Linked DNA regions of Mus musculus: region 1 is linked to region 2. Evidence: chromatin loops called from intact Hi-C (ENCODE). Cell type or tissue: left cerebral cortex. All regions are shown on one strand. Links, peaks and the distances in the headings refer to the core of each region. The heading gives the core; the rest is flanking DNA.

Evidence for each region. Hi-C counts contacts between places; a loop is a spot of excess contacts. Peaks named below come from ENCODE experiments on the same cell type or tissue, not always from the same donor. Only the 100,000 strongest peaks of a DNase experiment are listed, where the experiment ranks them.
Region 1: it touches region 2 in a loop (6-fold over the local background); 30 of 42 quality-filtered maps call a loop at or near these places.

Annotation. Positions count from the first base shown.
Region 1 is chr10:60,301,194-60,309,193 of GRCm38, reverse strand. Psap (prosaposin) reads right to left here. Exons shown (of 15, transcript NM_011179.3): 15 at 6,594-7,500. The coding sequence ends at 7,465. It overlaps Cdh23 (cadherin 23 (otocadherin)), which reads left to right. Exons shown (of 71, transcript NM_023370.3): 62 at 1,092-1,348; 63 at 1,633-1,730; 64 at 2,965-3,085; 65 at 3,175-3,254; 66 at 3,423-3,463; 67 at 3,556-3,616; 68 at 4,007-4,136; 69 at 4,247-4,369; 70 at 4,666-4,770; 71 at 5,494-6,444. The coding sequence ends at 5,820. Among named protein-coding and RNA genes, the nearest start is that of Psap, 28 kb to the right of the region's middle. In left cerebral cortex, for the core only: a CTCF peak has its summit at 3,734 (motif pointing left); a DNase peak (open chromatin) is centred at 3,725.
Region 2 is chr10:60,755,173-60,766,995 of GRCm38, reverse strand. It overlaps Unc5b (unc-5 netrin receptor B), which reads left to right. Exons shown (of 17, transcript NM_029770.3): 16 at 1-16; 17 at 1,623-4,402. The coding sequence ends at 1,788. Among named protein-coding and RNA genes, the nearest start is that of Slc29a3, 8.3 kb to the right of the region's middle. In left cerebral cortex, for the core only: CTCF peaks have their summits at 6,422 and 9,794 (motif pointing right); DNase peaks (open chromatin) are centred at 6,410 and 9,805.

The DNA of each region.
Region 1 (8,000 bases), core at 1-8,000, 460 kb after region 2:
TACGATCCCAGCCCTGCTGCCCTTACTTTAACAAACCAACTTACAGAGAAGCTATGGAACTTGCCACATACCTAGAAAGTGGTGGGTTTTGAACCCAGGTCTTTTGTCTTTTTTAGAGTCATCTAGGCCAGTGGTTCTCAACCGTCCTAATGCTGAGACCCTTTTAATACAGTTCCTCGTGATGTGGTAGCCACCAACTGTAAAACAGTCATTGCTACTTCATAACTGTAATCTTGCTACTGTTGTGAACCATAATTTACTATCTGTGTTTTCCAGTGCTTAGGTGACCCCCAAAGGGGTCAAGACCCACAGGCTAAGAACCACTGGTCTAGCCTGTGCCATCTCTAGTCATCTCTCTGTTATATTTGTGGAATTCCTAAGTACATGTGTCTACAAGCAGTGTTCCTCAACCTGTGGGTTGTAACACTTTTGGGGGTCAAATGACTCTTCCACAGGGGTCACCTAAGACAATCTGCATAGCAGATATTAACATTATGGTTCATAACAGTAGCAAATTACAGTTATGAAGTAGCAATGAAAATAATGTTATGGTTGGGGGTCAGCACATGAGGAACTGTATTAAAGGGTCAGCATTAGGAAGGTTGGGAAACACTGGTCTAGTACATGGGAAAGACCCTACAGAGCTCAGAAATGGCTATCACATCTGGGCAGGAGAGCCTAAAGTTATTCAAAATGCAGTGTTGGGGCTGGAGAGAGAGCTCAGAGATGGCTGTTCCAGAGGTCTTGAGCTCAGTTCCCAGCCACCACACGGTGGCTCACGACCATCTGTAAGGGATCTGACGCTCTCTTCTGGTGTGTCTGAAGATAGCTGCAGTGTCCTCATATGCATTAAATAAATAAATAAATAATAAAAATTTAAAAAGTAAATAAATGCAGTGTTTACATAAAGCTGGAGCAACCACTAAAAATCAGGAGCGTTTCAGCCAGGCATGCTAGCGTATGCCTATAATCCCAGCACTCAGGCTGTGGACGTGGAGAACTCTGACTTCCTCCAAGGATGTGGCTTAGGGGGCAGGGCTTATCATCAGTATGTGTGGCCTCTGAGCTGTGCCACCCCGACTCTTTAACAGGGAGTGTGGACGGTATCCTGCGCACCTTTGACCTCTTCATGGCCTACAGCCCTGGCTATTTTGTGGTAGACATCGTGGCCCGAGACCTGGCCGGCCACAATGATACCGCCATCATCGGCATCTACATCCTGAGGGATGACCAGCGCGTGAAGATCGTCATCAATGAGATCCCGGACCGCGTGCGTGGCTTCGAGGAGGAGTTCATTCGCCTGCTGTCCAACATCACAGGCGCCATTGTCAACACCGATGACGTGCAGGTGACCTGGGGCCCAAGGACTGGGGCGATGGGAAGAGACGGGGGACAGAAGAGGCCCCTCCTTAATCACTTCATAGCCACATGGCTTTGAGGGATGGCCCCGGGTCTGTAGACCTCCATCTCCTTGTCTGTAAATAAGAATAGTGAAGGAGCCTTATGTGGGAGTTAGCAGCCGAGTCCAGGAGACCCAGGAGTGATAGGGCTCCTGCATGATGCTGGCCTGTAGTGTCCCATCCCCAGTGCCAGCCGTGTGGCCTTACGCCCACAAACTCCCTTTCTCCCCAGTTCCACGTGGATATGAAAGGGAGGGTGAACTTTGCGCAGACAGAACTGCTTATCCACGTGGTCAATCGCGACACAAACCGCATCCTGGATGTGGACAGGTGAGTGCATGTGTGTGTGTGCATGTGTGTGTATGTGTGCATGTGTGTGTATGTGTGCATGTGTGTGTATGTGTGCATGTGTGTGTATGTGTGCATGTGTGTGTATGTGTGCATGTGTGTGTGTATGTGTGCATGTGTGTGTGTATGTGTGCATGTGTGTGTGTATGTGTGCGTGTGTATGTGTGCATGTGTGTGTGTGTGTATGTGTGCATGTGTGTGTATGTGTGCATGTGTGTATGTGTGCATGTGTGTGTATGTGTGCATGTGTGTGTATGTGTGCATGTGTGTATGTGTGTATGTGTGCATGTGTGTGTGTATGTGTGCATGTGTGTGTGTATGTGTACATGTGTATATGTGTGTGCATGTGTGTGTATGTGTGCATGTGTGTGTGTATGTGTGCATGTGTGTGTGTGTATGTGTGCATGTGTGTGTATGTGTGCATGTATGTGTGTATGTGTATGTGTGTGTGTTGGGGGGTCATGTTTGGACGGCCTGTTATGGGGAAGAGGAACCACAAAGGAGGCACAGACTTTGCCATCAGCCTCACTGCAGGGTGCAGAGCTGGGGAAGAAGACAGTGAGGCAGCAGGAACATGCTCATCCCTCTAGGCCTCACAGATTAGTCAGGATTCCACTGCTGTGAAGAGACACCACGGCCACAGCAGCTCTTATAAAGGACATGATTTAATGTCCTGGCTGGCTTACAGTTCAGAGATTCAGTCCATTATCGTCACGGTGGGAAGCGTGGCAGCATCCAGGCAGGCGTGGTGCTGGAGAAGGAGCCGAGAATTCTACATCCTAATCTACAGGCAGCAGGAAGAGAGAGAGAGACTCTGGACTTGGCTTGGGCATCTGAAACCTCAATGCCCACCCCCCAGTGACACACTCCATCCAATAAGGCCACACCTGCTTCCTAATGGTGCTGCTCCTTGGTGACCAAGCACACAAATCTATGAGCTTATTTGGGTCGTTCTTATTCAAACCATTGAGCCATTCTTATTCAAACCACCACATTCTCCAATAAAACTCCATTTGTCTGGGGTCCATGAAGACCCTGGCCGCAGACACAGAGGCCCTGTAAGATGCCATGCTCACCCAGCCAGGTGGCTTTTCTCTTGCAGAGCTTCAGAGCAGCATGTGAGCATGTGGGGCTTATGGTGGGAACAGAACACACTGCCCCAGAATGGAGGGCGGTGGGTGGCTGGGGTAGAGCAGAGGCCATGGCTCCTATACAGGGTCATCCAGATGATCGATGAGAACAAGGAGCAGCTTCGGAACCTCTTCAGGAACTACAACGTGCTGGATGTGCAGCCCGCCATCTCTGTCCAGCTGCCGGATGACATGTCTGCCCTGCAGGTACGTGTGTTGTGTCTGTCCCCACCCGCCTGCAGTCTGGGTTTTGCCCCTGGACCAGCCTGCTAATGGCTGGCCTGCTATGTCCACAGATGGCCATCATTGTCCTGGCCATCCTTCTCTTCTTGGCTGCCATGCTCTTCGTCCTCATGAACTGGTACTACAGGACCATGTGAGTGTCCCCACCTCCTGCCTGAACCAGAATAGCCGATGTCCCCCAGACAGTGGGCACCAAGGCAGGCAGGGCCGAGGACCAGAGGTAACAGGCCAGCTTCCCTTATGGAGCCAACTGACACTCTCTCCCTCCCCGCTCCCTCTTCCTCCTTCCCTCTCTCTCCAGACACAAGAGAAAGCTAAAGGCCATTGTGGCTGGCTCTGCGGGTGAGTGAAGGTTGTTGGGGGTCAGGTTAAGGGGGCCTGGTCCTCCCCTTGGCTGTACCCTTTTGCCCCTCACTCAAATTCTCTCCATGCAGGGAACCGTGGCTTCATTGACATCATGGACATGCCCAATACCAACAAATACTCCTTCGATGGGTGTGTGGACTCCTCAAGTCTGCAGATCTCCTTAGGATCCCTACAGGACCCAGCTACAGAGAAGTTATCTGTAGCAGCTGCCACCCTGGCTGAAACATGGAGTGTGGGCTCCCCCTAGTGGTCTTATCACTTCTCCGCACTCTTAAAAATGTGTTGTCCAGGTCCCAATTAAGAGGGAGCAGAGGGAGGGGGTGAGGCCTCCCTGACAAAGCTGACCCAGGCTGGTAGGCAGTCGTAGCTCTCACAGGATCCTGTAACAAAAGGATATAGCCATAGGAGCTGTGGCAGAGTTCCTATGCAGCCCTGCTGAAGGTTCTGTGGCTGGCCCAGGGAATGGGCAGTCTTAGAGGCAAGGCATCTTTTCTACCCTATGCTACTCCCCAACTACAGAGCCAACCCTGTGTGGCTGGACCCCTTCTGCCGGAACCTGGAGCTGGCTGCGCAGGCCGAGCACGAAGATGACCTCCCTGAGAACCTGAGTGAGATCGCAGACCTGTGGAACAGCCCCACCCGCACCCATGTGAGCCAGGGTGGCAGCATGCAGCAGGCCGAGCTCAGGACTTGGGAGGGTGGTTCCCTACCCTATGATGTCAACCTCCCTGCTCCAGCCAATGCTCCCCTCTCCTCCAGGGAACTTTTGGGCGTGAGCCTGCAGCAGTCAAGCCCGATGATGACAGATACCTGCGTGCAGCCATCCAGGAATACGACAACATCGCCAAGCTGGGCCAGATCATTCGAGAGGGGCCTATTAAGGTGAGCCCTCTCCTGCAGGGTCCAGTGCCCAGACCCTGTTTGAATTTGACCCCTACTCAAGGATATAAGGAGATGGTTTATCTGGACCCGCCTTCTATCAGGATGGGAGTTTGGGCACTAGGGTTAATAGGCTCGGCAGCCTGTGGCGTCTTCGGAACTGAACGGTCAGTTTTCAGGCTCTTTTCCCATCCTCTTCATTTGAACTGGATACCTGTAGAACCGTGACTGCCATGGGCGTGTAAGAGCTAGGGGCAGGCAGCAGCCTAAGTGGGAAGTTAACCTTCTCCCTTCCTCAGGGCTCGCTGCTGAAGGTGGTCCTGGAGGATTACCTACGGCTCAAAAAACTCTTTGCACAACGGATGGTACAAAAAGCCTCCTCCTGCCATTCCTCCATCTCCGAGGTAGTGAGGTAGCCTCGGGAGCTGGGAACTGTGTGCCGTGCCCCATTCCTGGGGATGCCTCTCTCTCTCTCTCTCCCCCCCACCCCCCCCCCTCTCGTTACTGGGAGTTATCTGCTCTTCTGTTAACCTAGCAGCCAAACCCAAAAGCTGCTCCAGGAAGTCAGAAAAGAGATTATGATGTCTGGATACTGTGGAGTCTTTCCTAGAAATGAGGTGGGCTCAAAAGCAGCGGTTCTTAGTGTCCAGGAACCCCAAACCGTTACCTTCTAAGGAGCCTCCACCTTAAGAAACAGGTCAGGAGGGCCAAGCAGGCCTGTGTATCCTGGGCTACTGTTCCAGCAACTAGGGATTGCCAGTTACACTGGCTTTCCCAAAATGCCCATTTCCACCGGGGTATATGCTACAAAGCCTTGCAGCCAGACCAAAGTGCTCCTCCTACTTCTAGAGGTTCTACCTGGCCCTGCTTTCCTACCAACTTGGTTACAAACCCAGATACCACAGTAGTGTCCAGACTAATACCCACATGCTTAAGGACAGGTGGTGAACCTTTTAATATCCAGCCTCTGCCTTCCATTTGAGAAGGCTGGCGGGCCTGTTGGGTGGCTCTGTTAGATGCGGTAAAGAGGCCAGTGTGGTCCTGGGGTGACCGACCGGCTTACACCGCAGGCACAGCCCTCAGCTCACTGTAGTTTCCGAGTCATGAGGGTGTCCCTCCTTCTGCAGCTGATCCACACCGACCTGGAGGAGGAGCCTGGGGACCACAGCCCAGGCCAGGGCAGCCTCCGTTTCCGACACAAGCCACCCATGGAGCTCAAGGGGCAAGATGGAATCCACATGGTTCATGGCAGCACGGGCACACTGCTGGCCACTGATCTCAACAGCTTGCCGGAGGACGACCAGAAGGGGCTGGACCGCTCGCTGGAGACTCTGACGGCCTCTGAGGCCACTGCCTTTGAGCGCAATGCCCGCACAGAGTCGGCCAAGTCCACCCCTCTGCATAAGCTCCGGGACGTTATCATGGAGAGCCCTCTGGAAATCACGGAGCTGTGATGGCAAGCCTGCCCACCACCCTCCGAGGCAGGGGCACGGCCGGCCCTTCGCCCAGTACAGCCTTTGTGGGTGACCCTGGGCTGGCCCTGGCAGCCTGCATGGCGGCTCAGATTTGCCTCCTGCCAGGAACTAATTCAGCATCTGATCTCTACCTTCATAAAATTGGTTATTTTTTTAAGAAAACTTTAAAAATGCTAAGTGTCTAAGGACAAGGTGAGGAGGATCTCTGGGGGAGCCCCAGAGACTGAGGCCCAGCTCAGCTCTTCCCGACGCCTCTAAGGAGCAGGGAGCCAGCACAGAACTGACAACCCAGCCGGCCCACCCCTGCCTCAGTCCAAGCCCCACTGCACTTCTGCCTGCTGGACGTCAGGGTGGCGCTCCGCCCCTGCACACACACCAGTGGATGAGGGAACAAAGCATCCGCCCCATCGTCCTGAGGTGCCCAGGTGACAGCCGTGACTGATGTCCCTCCCCCTGGGTGTTGAATGTAGAGTGTTTGTGTGTAACCCTTTTCTAAATTAAGTTACTCCCTCAGGATTTCCTCCAGGTTTTGTTTAACTGATGCTCAGTGAAAGTCTCTGGAATGCTCTGTTTAAAAAGAAAAGCAACTCACATGGAACCAGCAATACCCTGACTTGGTGCCGTATGAAGGTCCTGGGGGGATGGGAGGGAGCCCCTTGGCCAGAGCGGCTGCTAGGAGCTGAAGGGGAAGGGGAAGGGGACCCAGAACCCACTCTCTTCTGGCTGAGGTATCAAAGAGACACAAGGCCAGATCTGTTGGTTAACAGAACTTTATTAAGTCACAGAAACTTTAGTGCAAAACAAAATCTAGGTCCATTTAACTGCACAGGCTGTCTCCTGGCAACCGGAGGCACAGGAAGCTTCTACTCTACACAGAGACCCCTCAGTTCATGGCCCACTGCCAGGCAGACGCTTCACTCATGAGGTGAACAGGCAGGTCAACAAGAGCTACAGGTGGTGGGAAAGCCGTGCAGGACCCCAAACAGCCAGGCAGAGGCCACACGGTCAAGGGCCTCACACACAAAAGACCAGGCCCACGTGACCGTCACACGGCACAGGCAAGTTACATTCACAAGTTTCCCCTCCCCACCCTACCCCACAGAACCCCAACAAGGCAGACGGGAAGACAGGAAAGCAGAATGGAAGGCTGACCCAGGGACAGCAACATCCCAAGCAAGCCACCTGCAGGTGCTTCTGAAATCTCTGTGCTATGACAATGGCCATTCCATCGCTCTAAAGGCCTGATCATTCTGTGCTTCTAATCATCCAAAATAACTCCTTGGTACCACAGGAAGCTGGGTAGCTCCCTCATGGTAGGAGATGGCCATAGATCCCCCACACACCAAGAAAGGGCTCAGAAAATGCTCCTGCCCTCTGGCTCACCACCCCCCTCCAGCAGGTGGGTGAAAAGGGCAGCCGGGGAGCTGATGCCCAAGGTATCCTCATCCTTCGAGCAGAAAGGGGACACGGAAGTGGCTGTCAGCACCTCTTACATGACAGAAATGCTACAGTAAGGGAGAGGAGATGGGGGAAGGGCAAAGGGGGTTCCTACTTATTAAGTCAAATAGATCTATGTGTTCATTACCCTAGACCCACAAGTAGGTGACTTCTGCAGCTGGGAAACTAGTTCCACACATGGCGTTTGCAATGATCGACAGCCTATGAGGAGAAAGGGAGACAGGTCAGGTCAGACAGGACAAGCCTTCACGCGTCACTTGCTTGTCAGCGTCACTCCAAGTGTGACCTGCTTTCTGCTGACGTCACAGAAGCTAAGGAACCTAGGATGCTATCAAAACAGGACCTGTGGCCCTCAGAGCTGTGAGATCTCTGAAAACACTGGCACGGAACCAGAGGCACAGCCCCTTGCTGTCATGTAAGAGTACTCCTGCAGTAGGCAGGACTCCAGCCCCCAGTCCCTGCTGCTTGACTGAAAAATCCTACAGCAATGAACAAGAGCTCAAGAGGGGCAGCCTCAGGCCCACATGCTATCCATGGGGTGTGACAGTGCAGACAAGGACAGGAGGGGCCCGGCTGACTCACGTCCCTGAGAAGGAACGACAAAGCTTTATGCGCTAGAGGCCAAGACCAATACCCCATCAGGAAAGCAAGTCTGGCCCCCAGGGCTGCTCACAAACACCCTGTGGAGCACCCTTGAACCA
Region 2 (11,823 bases), core at 1,868-9,867:
AGCTGTCCATGGACCGGTGAGTATCCCAAGCTGCAGTCATCCCCATTGCCCTCACCCTCAGGGTCTGGCACAGCAGTGGGGTGCACATCCCAGCTGACAAAGGCCAGCTCCCAGCTCAGCTTCCCTTGTGCCGTCAGTCCCCAGAGCCCGTGCGAAAATGTCGTGCATGCTGACACACACTGATAATCCCAGCACTGGGGAGACAGAGGAAGCTCCCTGGAGCTTGCTAGCCAGCCACTCTAGCTGAATGATGAGAAACCCTGTCTCAAGTGAGGTGGATGGTATCGCTAAGGATGACTCGTGAGATTGTCCTCTGACACACGCACGCACGCGCACACACACACACACACACACACACATTCACATGCATGTGCTAAAAATTAATTTTTAAAAAGACATTTAGAGCTGGAGAGATGGCTCAGCGGTTAAGAGCACTGACTGTTCTAAGGAAGGTCCTGAGTTCAAATCCCATCAACCACATGGTGGCTCACGACCATCCATAATGGGATCCGATGCCCTCTTCTGGAGTGTCTGAAGACAGCTACAGTGTACTTACATATAATAAATAAATCTTAAAAAAAAAGAAAAGAAAAGAAAAGCCATCTAGTTACTATAAATGGGAGAAGCTTACAAAGATAGCTAGAGACTCTGCTCCAATCCTCAGAAGCGTGCTTGGAAGGTCTCTCAGGGTCCCGGCGTCTTTTGGTGGTGGTGATGGCGATGGAGAAGAGAAGAGGGTGCTTTGGGTGAGCTCGGGCTTTGTCAGCTGTGTGAGGAGATGTGGGAATCAACCCCTCCTCACTGCGGAATCATATCCGGCAGTTTAAAGGAACCAAGGTGGATCTTGAGCCACAGCTTCAGGGGCGTCTGTCCCTGCAGTTTCCGCTTGCTGCTGCTGCTGCTGTCTATTAAAGCATTGTGTCAGGAGGCTATGGTGGAGTAAAGTCACCTCAGACGTAGACTGGAAGGGCCAGGGCAAGACACACCCCAGTGACCAGCCCCGCCGTCCACAGGTCCAGCCCTGGCCAACAGTGTATTCAGATGTTGTACACACATGTATTTAGCATGTGTGTGTATGCAGCACGCTGTGCATGGAGCATGTGTGGAGGTCAGAGGATAACCTCCGATCTCTTTGTTCTTCTGCTTGCCCTGAGTGTCAGGTAAGCTAGCCCAGGAGCTTACAGGGACTTCCCCTGTCTGTGCTTCCCAGCTCCCTGAAATGGCGTGCTCAAGGAACAGTGGATTTATAGACGTATGGTTTTCATGTTGGCTGCAGGGATTTGAACTCAAGTCTACACTACCCACAGAACCATCTTGCCAGCCCTCATACAGACTCTGAGTTCCTCCATGGGTTTATCTGTTGATGAAGGCAGAGGTTCAAGTTGCAGGAGCTTGCTCAGCCCCACCTCTAAACCACGCTAGTAGGAGATCAAGAGGACCAAGGGATGAGTCTTAGCATACATGGACTTGCCTAGGGCTGCAAAGTCTACAACTGGGGAACCCAGGAATCAAGACTCAAGGCTGCGGGACTCTGGAGCCCACAGTCTTCCCATCACCCGGGTCTTCCCAATTCATGGGCTGGTCACCTCAGGGGTGCCAACATTTCTGTTTCCTTCCAACAGGTACCTAAACTACTTCGCCACCAAAGCTAGTCCCACAGGTGTCATCTTAGACCTCTGGGAAGCTCGGCAACAGGATGACGGGGACCTCAACAGCCTGGCCAGTGCCTTGGAGGAGATGGGCAAGAGTGAGATGCTGGTAGCCATGGCCACAGATGGCGATTGCTGAGTGCCTGTGACCACAGGCCTGTGGGGATCAGTAGGAGACGGTGCAAGGAGGCCTGGCAGCCTCTGCACAGGGGTGCCCAGCCTCCACCACTCCTGGCTCACAGCAGGAATGGTCCTTCAACTCCCTCCCCGCCACAACCCTCAGACCACCACCACCAGCCTTAGAAAGTCTCTGTGCTCTACTGCCAAGAGGCCGGGATCCTCTGGCCCACTGTTTCCCCAGCTCACTCTGGGGTGGGCTGAGGCCTCTGGGACAGCTGAAAGCCAGAGGCTTTCCCCTGCGACAACACACCACCCTCAGCCCTGTGACTTTGGGGACCCACAGGTTTCAATTCTGTGTTCACATGGTCCTGGGCTAGGGACCGCTCTCTTATCCCGGGTCGAGTTCAGTTCAGGCAAACTGCTTTTTCCTGTCCACAAGCAGAGAGGGAAGATTAGGGGAGTGGGGGTGGGGGGTGGGGGATGAGCCTCAGAAGTCAGCGAGACTCAGGTAGTGAGAGAGCAAAAACAGTAAGGGCAAAGAAAGACCCAGTTTCTTAGGGAACGCAAATGATTTATTATCCAGATACTTGGATAGTTCCTTTTTAAGAAAACAAAACAAACAAAAAAAAGTAAGAAAAGGAAAAAAAAAACCTTTTATCCTTGAATGTGGCTAAGAGTGGCTATGCTTGTGATTTGGGCCATAGGCGAGTGCACTTGTGGACACATGTGTGTGTGGGTGTGGTCAATAAGAGACTGCACAGGGAAAGGCTTTGCTATGTCAAGGCCTCAGTTTCCCCAGCTGTGCAGGGAGCTGAGACAGGGTTTTAGCCATGGCCCTGAGTTCTAAAGTCACAAGCAGAAGCTGGGGCCTGGTGGCCTTCGTCCTCTCCGGAGCCCCCTGCAGGTGCCCTTCTGTGGCCTCCTCTGGCTTTGGAGGGTCCAGCTGTGGTTCTGGGAGACTGTTCAGGTCTGTTTGGTGATTCCTGGTCTCGTGATGGCCAAAACTCTTACTGAGAGGGAGGGGGTGTTCCAGGGAGGGCTCTCTCCCTGGGTGAGGCTGGGTGGCTCTGTGTCTAAGCTGGCACTAGCCGGTCTGCACCCCTGTGCCTCTAGCCATCATTTTACCCGCTGATCTCCCTACTGGGGTCAGGAGATATGAAGGTAACTAAGTAGACAGCTGTATACCCACTCTTGACCACAGCGCATTCTGGGATGTTCCATGGGGCCAGTGGAAGGGATGAATTCTTGTCCCTTTCAGCCCACGGGCAGTGACAGGGACTAGGATCACTGGTATTGATCCTATTGAGATGCTGACTTCCCTGAACTGCCCTTGACCAGCCTGAAAGCTTTGAAAGTTGGGGCCTCTGTGAGGAGGCAGGTTTCATGGCCACAGACCCAGCAAGCATCTCTGCCCTGGTTTTCCTGAAGTGGGGCTCTGAGACAGACCAAGGTGCCCCTGGCATCTAGGTGAACAGTGCCTCATAGAGTAGTCCTCAGCTCCTCCTGCCAAAGATGCTCATCCCTGTGGGCATACTCTCACTGGTCACTGTTAGCCCGCACATAGAAGGGGGAAGCCAAGGTGGAGCTGTGCTGTGTGACTTCAGGCACATAACTGCTTTCTCTGGGCTTAAGTGTCCTTTTATCCTGGGATGCTCCACGAGGCCCCTTGGGTTCCCACGCTTCTCTGAGAATCGAGTAGAGACAAGTTGATTGTGGTCTGCATGCTCTCTCCTTTGCCCGTCCTCGGAAACCTGCCTGTCTGGGACCTGAGGGAGCACTTAGTGAGCAAGTCCCAGCTTACAGTCCGACTCTTACTTAGAAGGTGCTCAGCATCTGGGGCACAGAAGCTAGAGCTGGAGCCTGGGGTAGGGCTCTAACCAGACAGCCCAGGTAAGGTCAAGCCAACTCTGAGCTGAGCCAGACAGGGCTGTTGGGTTGGGTTTCCATTCCTGCCTCCAATGAGATGAAGCCTCTCCCCTTCCCATTCCTAGCCAGCTTGGCGTTGCTGGGTCCTGCAGGGTATTTCTGTGTCATCTTGGGTAGTATGTGTGTTTGGGAGCATGTGTGTGTGTGTGTGTGTGTGTGTGTGTGTGTGTGTGTGTGTGTGTGTGTGCATGCCTGTGCTTTTCAACTTGGCACATCAGGGCACCCCTCCCAGAACACGCACACCTATCCCCACATGTGGACATGACCTCTGTGCCCAGGTTTGTGCCACTGGAGGTGGGCGTGCCTGTTTGCTGTCCCCGAGTCACAGTCAGTTGGTGTATCTCCTATGTGCCTCTCTGCTCTTCTCAATGGGGCCAGGTGTCTGAGTTCTGGCCATACCCCTTGAGGGACAGGGACCCTTCTTATCCCTGGATCTTTCAGGGCTCTCTGGTCCCCCATCTTGAGGCTCCCAGGCATCCGAGACAGCACCTTCCTCCCACCCTCAGAGGTCAAGTGGGTGGGAGCTCAGGTGCCGGGGTGTGGACATGGCTGTGTGTCTGTGGGTTCTGATATGCAGGGGACGGTCCCGGCCCTGTTCGTCCATTCTGTAAATAACTTGTAAATAGTCTTTAGCATTCCTCTTGTAACAAGATTAATTTTTATGAAATAAATTATATTTCCTAGTCTAATTAAAAAAAAAAAATCCAGGTCCTGGTCTGATGTCTTCTCGGTGTCTTTTAATGGCAGTTGGGAGTGTCCTGTTCTTTTTGTACGTCCACAGCAGCTCAGAGCTCCAGACCTTGATCCAGCTCAACAGCCCCATCCCACAAAAGGGAAACAGGGCTTTCTGACAGTTACACAGCAAGTTAGGGCCCCTGGATCTCACCTTGCTCACCAGCCAAGCCTTAAAGCACACAGCAGAGGAGAGGAATGTAGAGAGAATAGGGTGTGTCCCATCTGAGGCTGAGTGGTCAGTTGAATGCCATACAGGCAGGAGAGTGATGGGAGTACATTGGGATGTGTGGCTGGGTGTGAACCTGGTGGTTTACACCCTAGGTAAATACCCCATCTAAGGAGGAGAGTGTCATCAGTCCTGCCACGCAGATGACAGACAGCATTGTGTGTTCTGCAAGAGTTTCCCTGCAGGTGGTGCCTGGTAATGAAATCATAAACCTGTGTCCTGCCAGTGAACCAGTCTGCAGGTGGAGGGGTGCATATTTTAATTTTCATGACTTGATAATTACCTCTGCTTAAACTGGTACCCATAACCCTCAGGTGGCTCTCAGGCCTCGCCCTGCATCTGGTTGGCAGTTCCCAGACCCCATGGCCTACAGTCCCTTGAGTTTGGAATAAGCCCTTGACCTGGTTGTGGAGGTGTCATGAAGCCCACCACACTATTCAGGGTCTGGAAAGTCCTGTGGTGAGGCTCTGATCTTACATTAACACAGGGTACTCGACCAAACATCTGTCTGCTAAGCTTCAAGTGTGAGCTTCCTGTGGGCCTTGCCAGCTCTCACTCTCTACAGCCTGCAGCTGGCTCTAAGGCAATTTCAAAGTGGGGTGGGTCTAGATTGAGAAATTTTCAAGACAAAAGGAAGTCCATGGGTCCTCTGGGTGTTTATGGTGTATTGGGGTGGGGGCAGAGCACATAATATATACATGCTTGTGCCTGCATGCACGTGCTCACACACACTTGGCCTGCTTTCACTATCTGGTCAGCCAAGACCCATGATAACCACATTCAGCAAGTTCCTAGGCCCCAGATGCTGCCAGGGTAAAGGTCTTTCTTTTTTCTTTTTCTTTTTTTCTTTTTTTTAAAAGATTTATTTATTTCATGTATATGAGTACACTGTATCTGCCTTCAGACACACCAGAAGAGGGCATTGGATCCCATTACAGGTGGTTGTGAGCCACTATGTGGTTGCTGGGAATTGAACTCAGGACCTTAGGAAGAGCAGTCAATGCTCTTAACCGCTGAGCCATCTCTCCAGCCCGGTAAAGGTCTTTCGAGAGGAATTTATTGATCAGGCAGGCAGGTGGACATGTCCTGGGAATATGGGAAATGGGCCAGGCTTGACTAAGCTAGGCAATTCAAGAATAAAAAGTGAAATTTATGGGTGCTACATGGAGGGCAGGAGAGAACAGGAAGAAAGGGTCCTTGCCTTGAGAGAGAGGTTATCGTTGGGTGAGTGGGGTAGAGAGAACAGGCGAACCTGGGAACAAGGGTTGTAAAGTCCAGTGGTTGTCAGTGTGAGAAACAGGGAGGACAGAGTAAATTATAGAGGTGCAGGAGCCCCCCAAGCCACCGTTAACTCTAGGTCACAGAAGCTAGCCTCAGAACTTTGTACCTAAACTGAGGTCAAGGCCACTTCTGTCTGAGCCTCTGAGTCTGGGATCTAGAGAGACGGCTGTAACACTTCCCGGCGATGATTGGCAGCTGGTCTTTGTTGCCCTCCTCTTAGCAGCAGATCTCGGCTCTGACAAAACTGCACAGATGCTCATCTCTAGGGTCCCTTCGACCGAGCCATAGTGGAACAGGGCCTTGGCGTGAAGGAGAGATTCTCAGGGCCCCCTGAGACACCTGGCCCTGGGTACTGTAGCTAAGCCACATTTTGGTCAACGGGCCACAGGAACAATAAGAAACTAACCACTAGATGGCGCCCGAAAACCGAACCGATGCAGTTAGAACCAGGAAGGCTCTGGCTCCAGAGACCCTGCCGTTTCAGACTGCCGCCCAGGGAGCCTGGACTGCTTTTCTCCAGGCAGCTCAGGCGCGCCCTCCTCTGGTCTGAAATGGGAATGACAGCGAGACTCAGCTGATTCACAGAAATCACCATTAGAAGCAAACGGCGATAAATCAATATCCATAAAACGAAAAGAAAACCAACTAATAATTCCAAACCCTTCTATTTAAAATATGTATTTATTTTGTGTGTGTGTGTGTGTGTGTGTGTGTGTGTGTGTGTGTGTGTGTGTGTGAAAGAACACGTGTACCACAGTGTGGAGGTCAGAGGACAACCCTGTGGAGCTGGTTCTCTTCATCAGTTCTGTCTTAGTTAAGGTTTTACTGCAGTGAACAGACACCATGACCAAGGCAACACTTATAAAGGAAAACATTTCATTAGGGTTGGCTTACAGGTCCAGAGGTCTAGTCCATCGTCATCATCAAGGCGGGAGCGTGGCAGCATCCAGGCAGGCATGGAGCTAAAAGAGCTGAGAATTCTACATCTTCATCTGAAGGCTGCTAGGAGAAGACTGGCTTCCAGGCAGCTAGGAGGAGGGTCTTAAAGCCCACACCCACAGTGACACACTTCGTCCTAATAGTGCCACTCCCTGGGCTGAGCATATACAAACCTTCACACACACACTCCTTACATGGGTTCCTGCTAAAGGCTAACAGATTGACCTTGATGGAAACAGAAATGATCGCAGGTGGAGTCCAGCACGGGGTGGGTGCACCTGGACAGAAACAGCAGTGCTGCAACAATGAATAAGGAAGCACAATGAGTTCTCAGATACTGTAGCTTTAACTACAGCAGCACAGGAACACGAGACCCGCCAGGGGCTGTGGCACAGGAGTGTCTTGAGATCTCTATGACACAGTTTCACCATATGCTTCAATTTCCAGAATGACCTGGACACTCCTGTTGTGAAATATAATGTGGCGGTAGGTGGGCAGGAGTAAGAGAGTATCTGGTGGGCTCATGCCAAGGTGTCTCCCTGAGAAATCACACCATGAGACAGACCTGGTGGTATAAGGGAAGTTTGTTTGGGGGAAGGGAGGGGAGTGAGGACCTGGAGAAGGGGTAGGGGCAGAGAGATGGGGCAGAGCCACAGAGCATGAGGGTCGGGGGAGGGAGGGTAAGGAATAATAGAAAGGCCTGCCAGGAACATGTGGGTGTGTGTGTGTGAGGAGAGAGAGAGAGAGAGAGAGAGAGAGAGAGAGAGAGAGAGAGAGAGAGAGAGAGAGAGAGAGGACGAAGGTGACAAGCAGTCTTTATGTAAGCCAGGCCACTGAACAGATGATGATGTAAGCTGTTGCTAGGTCTCTGGGATGAACTTAGCAGAATCACCTGTAAGCTAACAACTCCTCCATCTAGAGATGAAGTTTAGCCAGGTATGGTGGCATACAACCTTAATCCCAGCACAGGAGGATCTAGAGTTCAAGGCTATCCTTGGCTAATTAGTGATCTGGAGGTCAGCCCTGGGAGAGTCTACCTTGGATAATTCCTGAGTCACAAAAAGATGACCGCCCTCAGAGACTGATGGTTAAAATAGCGATGGCCTGCATACCCATATGTGTGTGAATGAGGCACTATTAGGAGGTGTGGCCTTGTCAGAGGAAGTGTGTCACTGTGGGGGTGGGCTTGAGGGCTCCTATGCACAAGCTTCACCCAGTGCAGAATACATCTCTCTTTGGCTGCCTTTGGATCAAGATGTAGAACTCCCCACTCTCCCAGCACCAGGTCTGCCTGCACACTGCCATGCTTCCTGCTATGGTGATAATGGACTGAACCTCTGAAATTATAAGCCAGTCCCAATTAAATGTTGTCCTTTATAAGAGTTGCCTTGGTCACGGTGTCTCTTCACAGCAATTACATCACCACAAAGCTCCAAGAATCACAGTAAGAAGCTGCTTATACTGTGCTCAGGGCTCCAGCACAGGTCCCAGCAACAGCCAGCACCACCAGTCAGACACACAAACAGGTGAAGAAGGGAATTGGAGCCTCAGCCGTTGAACCTTCCCGGTGATGTAGCAGAAACCACAGGACAGAGACAACTGTGCTTGCTGCACACCCCCCGTGGTATAGTAAACACTTTACACTGTAGTGTGCAATGGGAATTCATTTAAGCTATAGTGAGCAGAAGAGAAGACCTTCTGGGGCTCAAGCATTGCTCAGTTGTGTGATGGTTAATACTGAGTCTCATCTTGACAGAAGAGACAAGCGTGGGAAGGGCTACTTGTAAAGGATTCTCTAGACGCACTATTGAAGCAGGAAGACCAGCGGTACAGTCACATGGGCTGGGGTCCCTGGCTGGGTACCATTCATTCCACTCTGCCCCTAACAGGCATGCCATCTGATGAAGTGACTCAGACTTTTCCTGCCAGGCCTTACCCATCATGACAGAGGACTGGGAGCCACCAAACTAGGAGCCACCAGACTGGGAGCCACCAAACTGAGAGCCAAGAAAAGCCCTCCATTAAGTTCCTTTTGCCCTAACGCTTACCACACGAGTAAGAAAGGTAACTAAGGCAGGTGTGCATGATACCATGTGAAGTCCTTTGCGAACGCCATGTGAGGTTTGCATACAGATCTCTATGTGGATTATAGGAAGCTGGAACATGAGAGATTAAAAAAAATAAATAAATAATAAACAAAGGCTGTGGGATGGAGACTGTGACAAAGAAAGACAAGGGGCAGTGGGTCCAGGAGGCTCCTGAGCAGGAAAGGGGGTGGGTTCTGGAGCACGGTAGGGAGCAGTCAGCTGGAGAAGCAGAAGAGAGGGGACCAGGCTAAGGAGGCAGAACGAGGAAAGGGATATAGGGAAGGGTGAACACCCTAGTTAGTGATGTTGATCTTTTCTGTGGGGACAGGAGGACAGACCATGCCCGTGGGGCGTGTCCCTGGGGTTTGAAGAAGGTGATAGAGAAGCTGAGGTGCGCAGGGAATACTGGGAAGCCCTGGCTTGGGTTGGTGGTCATGTATTCAAATGGACCCTCCTGACTGCTGGTGTCTCTCTAGACACCCTCATAAACTGGGTCAAAGTGAGCCACCCAGAGCACCAGAAAAACAGAGATATGGGTGTTTGGGTATTACTAAGACCTTGGGCTCTAAGCAGACAAAGGGGTGTCCCCACGCATGGAGCAGGGACAGAGGGCTCAAGGGCCACAGTCCCGTAAAGGTCATAACTTCCCGAGAGAGCTGATGAACCAGCACATATCAAGGAGAGGTGACTGGCATCAACTGGGGAAAGGACTTGGATTAGAACTAGTTGTTGTGGGAATCTTAGAATTACAAGTGCCTCATCTGGGGGCCGTGGAATCCTGAAAAAAAAAATCTGACCAATGAGGTTAAAACAGGGACGTTGCAGTGGCAGAAAATGACCTCAAGGTGGCAACATCTACCAGTAAAACCCGATGGACTCCCTTGAGCCGGCCAGGCTGACTCCAAAGAAGGTACTCCCAGCACCTGAGTGGAAAGGCTGGAGAGGGAAGGCTGGCGGCTCAAAGCCCCCCCCCACACTACCCCCGCCACCCTGGCAGGAGGCTGGACCACCTAGGAAGATTCTGTCCTTTTTATTTTATTTTGGTTTTTTGAGCAAGAAAAGTACCTACCAATTTTGTTGAAAAGGTATCCACAATTTCTTTTGTGAATTTAAATTTTAATAATTTTATTAATTTTTAAAGAATGTTATAGAATGTATTCTAATCATATCCACCCCAGCTCCCCCCACCTCCACTTCAACTCCCTGTCCACCCAACTTGCTGTGCTATCCTAGTTCCTCTCTCTCTCTCTCTCTCAACTTGTGGAGTTCCATTTGCATTGTCTAAATTAGCTATCAAATGCCACTTTCTCTTCCAGAAGGGGTGGAACTTCCTGCCCACTTGGCCCTACTTTCATGCTGGGATTTTGTCTGGCTTAAGTTTGCATGGGCCTTAAGTCTTAATTTGGGTTTTATTGCTGTGAAGAGTCACCATGACCATGGCAACTCTTAAAAAGCAAGCATATAACTGGGGTTACCTTACAGCTTCAGAGGTTTAGTCCATCATGGTGGGAAGCATGGAATCATGGGAGTAGATGTAGTGCTGGAGACCTTGATCCAAAGGCAACCAGGAGGAGACTGGATGTGTTTTACACTGAGCATGGCTTGAGCATTTAAGACCTCCACAGTGACACACTTACTCCAACAAGGCCACACCTCCTCCAACAAAGCCACACCTCCTCCAACAAGACCACACCCCTTCCAACAAGGCCACACCCCCTCCACCAAAGCCACACCTCCTAATAGTGCCACTCTCTTTGGACAAGCATCCAAACACAGGAGTCTATGGGGGCCACACTAATTTAAACTACCACAGCCTGCTATCATAACCACTGTGGGTTCATGTGTGTAGCATCCCTGTTGTGCCTCAGAACAGAACACTGTGTGCTTGCCACATTTACCACCTTTGGCTTTTATCATGTTTCTATACTCTGTCAGTGATCCCTGAGTCTCAGAGGGAAGGGTGTTCTATATACATCCCATTTAGGACTGCACACTCCACAGTCTCATTCTCTACATGGGCTAGTCATGGGGAAAGGCCATGTAGTTAAAAAAAAAAAAAAAAAAAAGATCCCAGGTATAATGAACGCTGTTTATTGTCAACCACACAGAAGTTAGAAGCACAGCAAATGGGCCTCCAGCCATGTCTGTGATGCAATATTTAAACTACACTGATTGAAGTGGGGGGACCCAGCCCATGATGGGTGGCACCATTCCCTACTCAGGGAAATCTTGAACTGTATAAGGATGAAGAAAGCTAGCTGAGCACATGCGTGCACTACTCTCTGCTGACTTCAGATGGAATGTAACCTGCTGCTGCTGGCTCTTGCTGCCTTGATTTCCCTGCCAAGATGGGCAGGAAATAGAATTGTGGCCTAACCCCTTTCTCCCTTAAAGTGCTTTGTCCATGGTATTTGATCACAGGAACAGAAAAGTAAACTAAGACATCCAGTAAGGGCAGAAAAGGGAGAGCAGGCAGACCTACAGTCTTGGAAAGTGAGGACCCAAATACTTTTTATGGGCCCACTCAACCTGAATTCCCCAAAACTGCCTAAGTATTTTGTTAACTGGACACAATCTGTAGTCATCTGAAAAAAACCCTCTTCCATCAGATTGGTCTGTAGGCAAATCTATGGGGCATTTTCTTAACTAGTGATTGACCCACTGGGGATAGTGTCGTGTGTTGCAGGATACTTGATCACACTGTGAACCCCGAGATTGTGTGGTTTACTGGAAAAATCTGTTTCTAGTTGTGGTGTGACTCAGCCTTAGTACACACCTTTAATCCCTCTGGCTGGAATGCAGACATGCCCTTAGTACACACCTTTAATCCCTCTGGCTGGAATGCAGACATGCCCTTAGT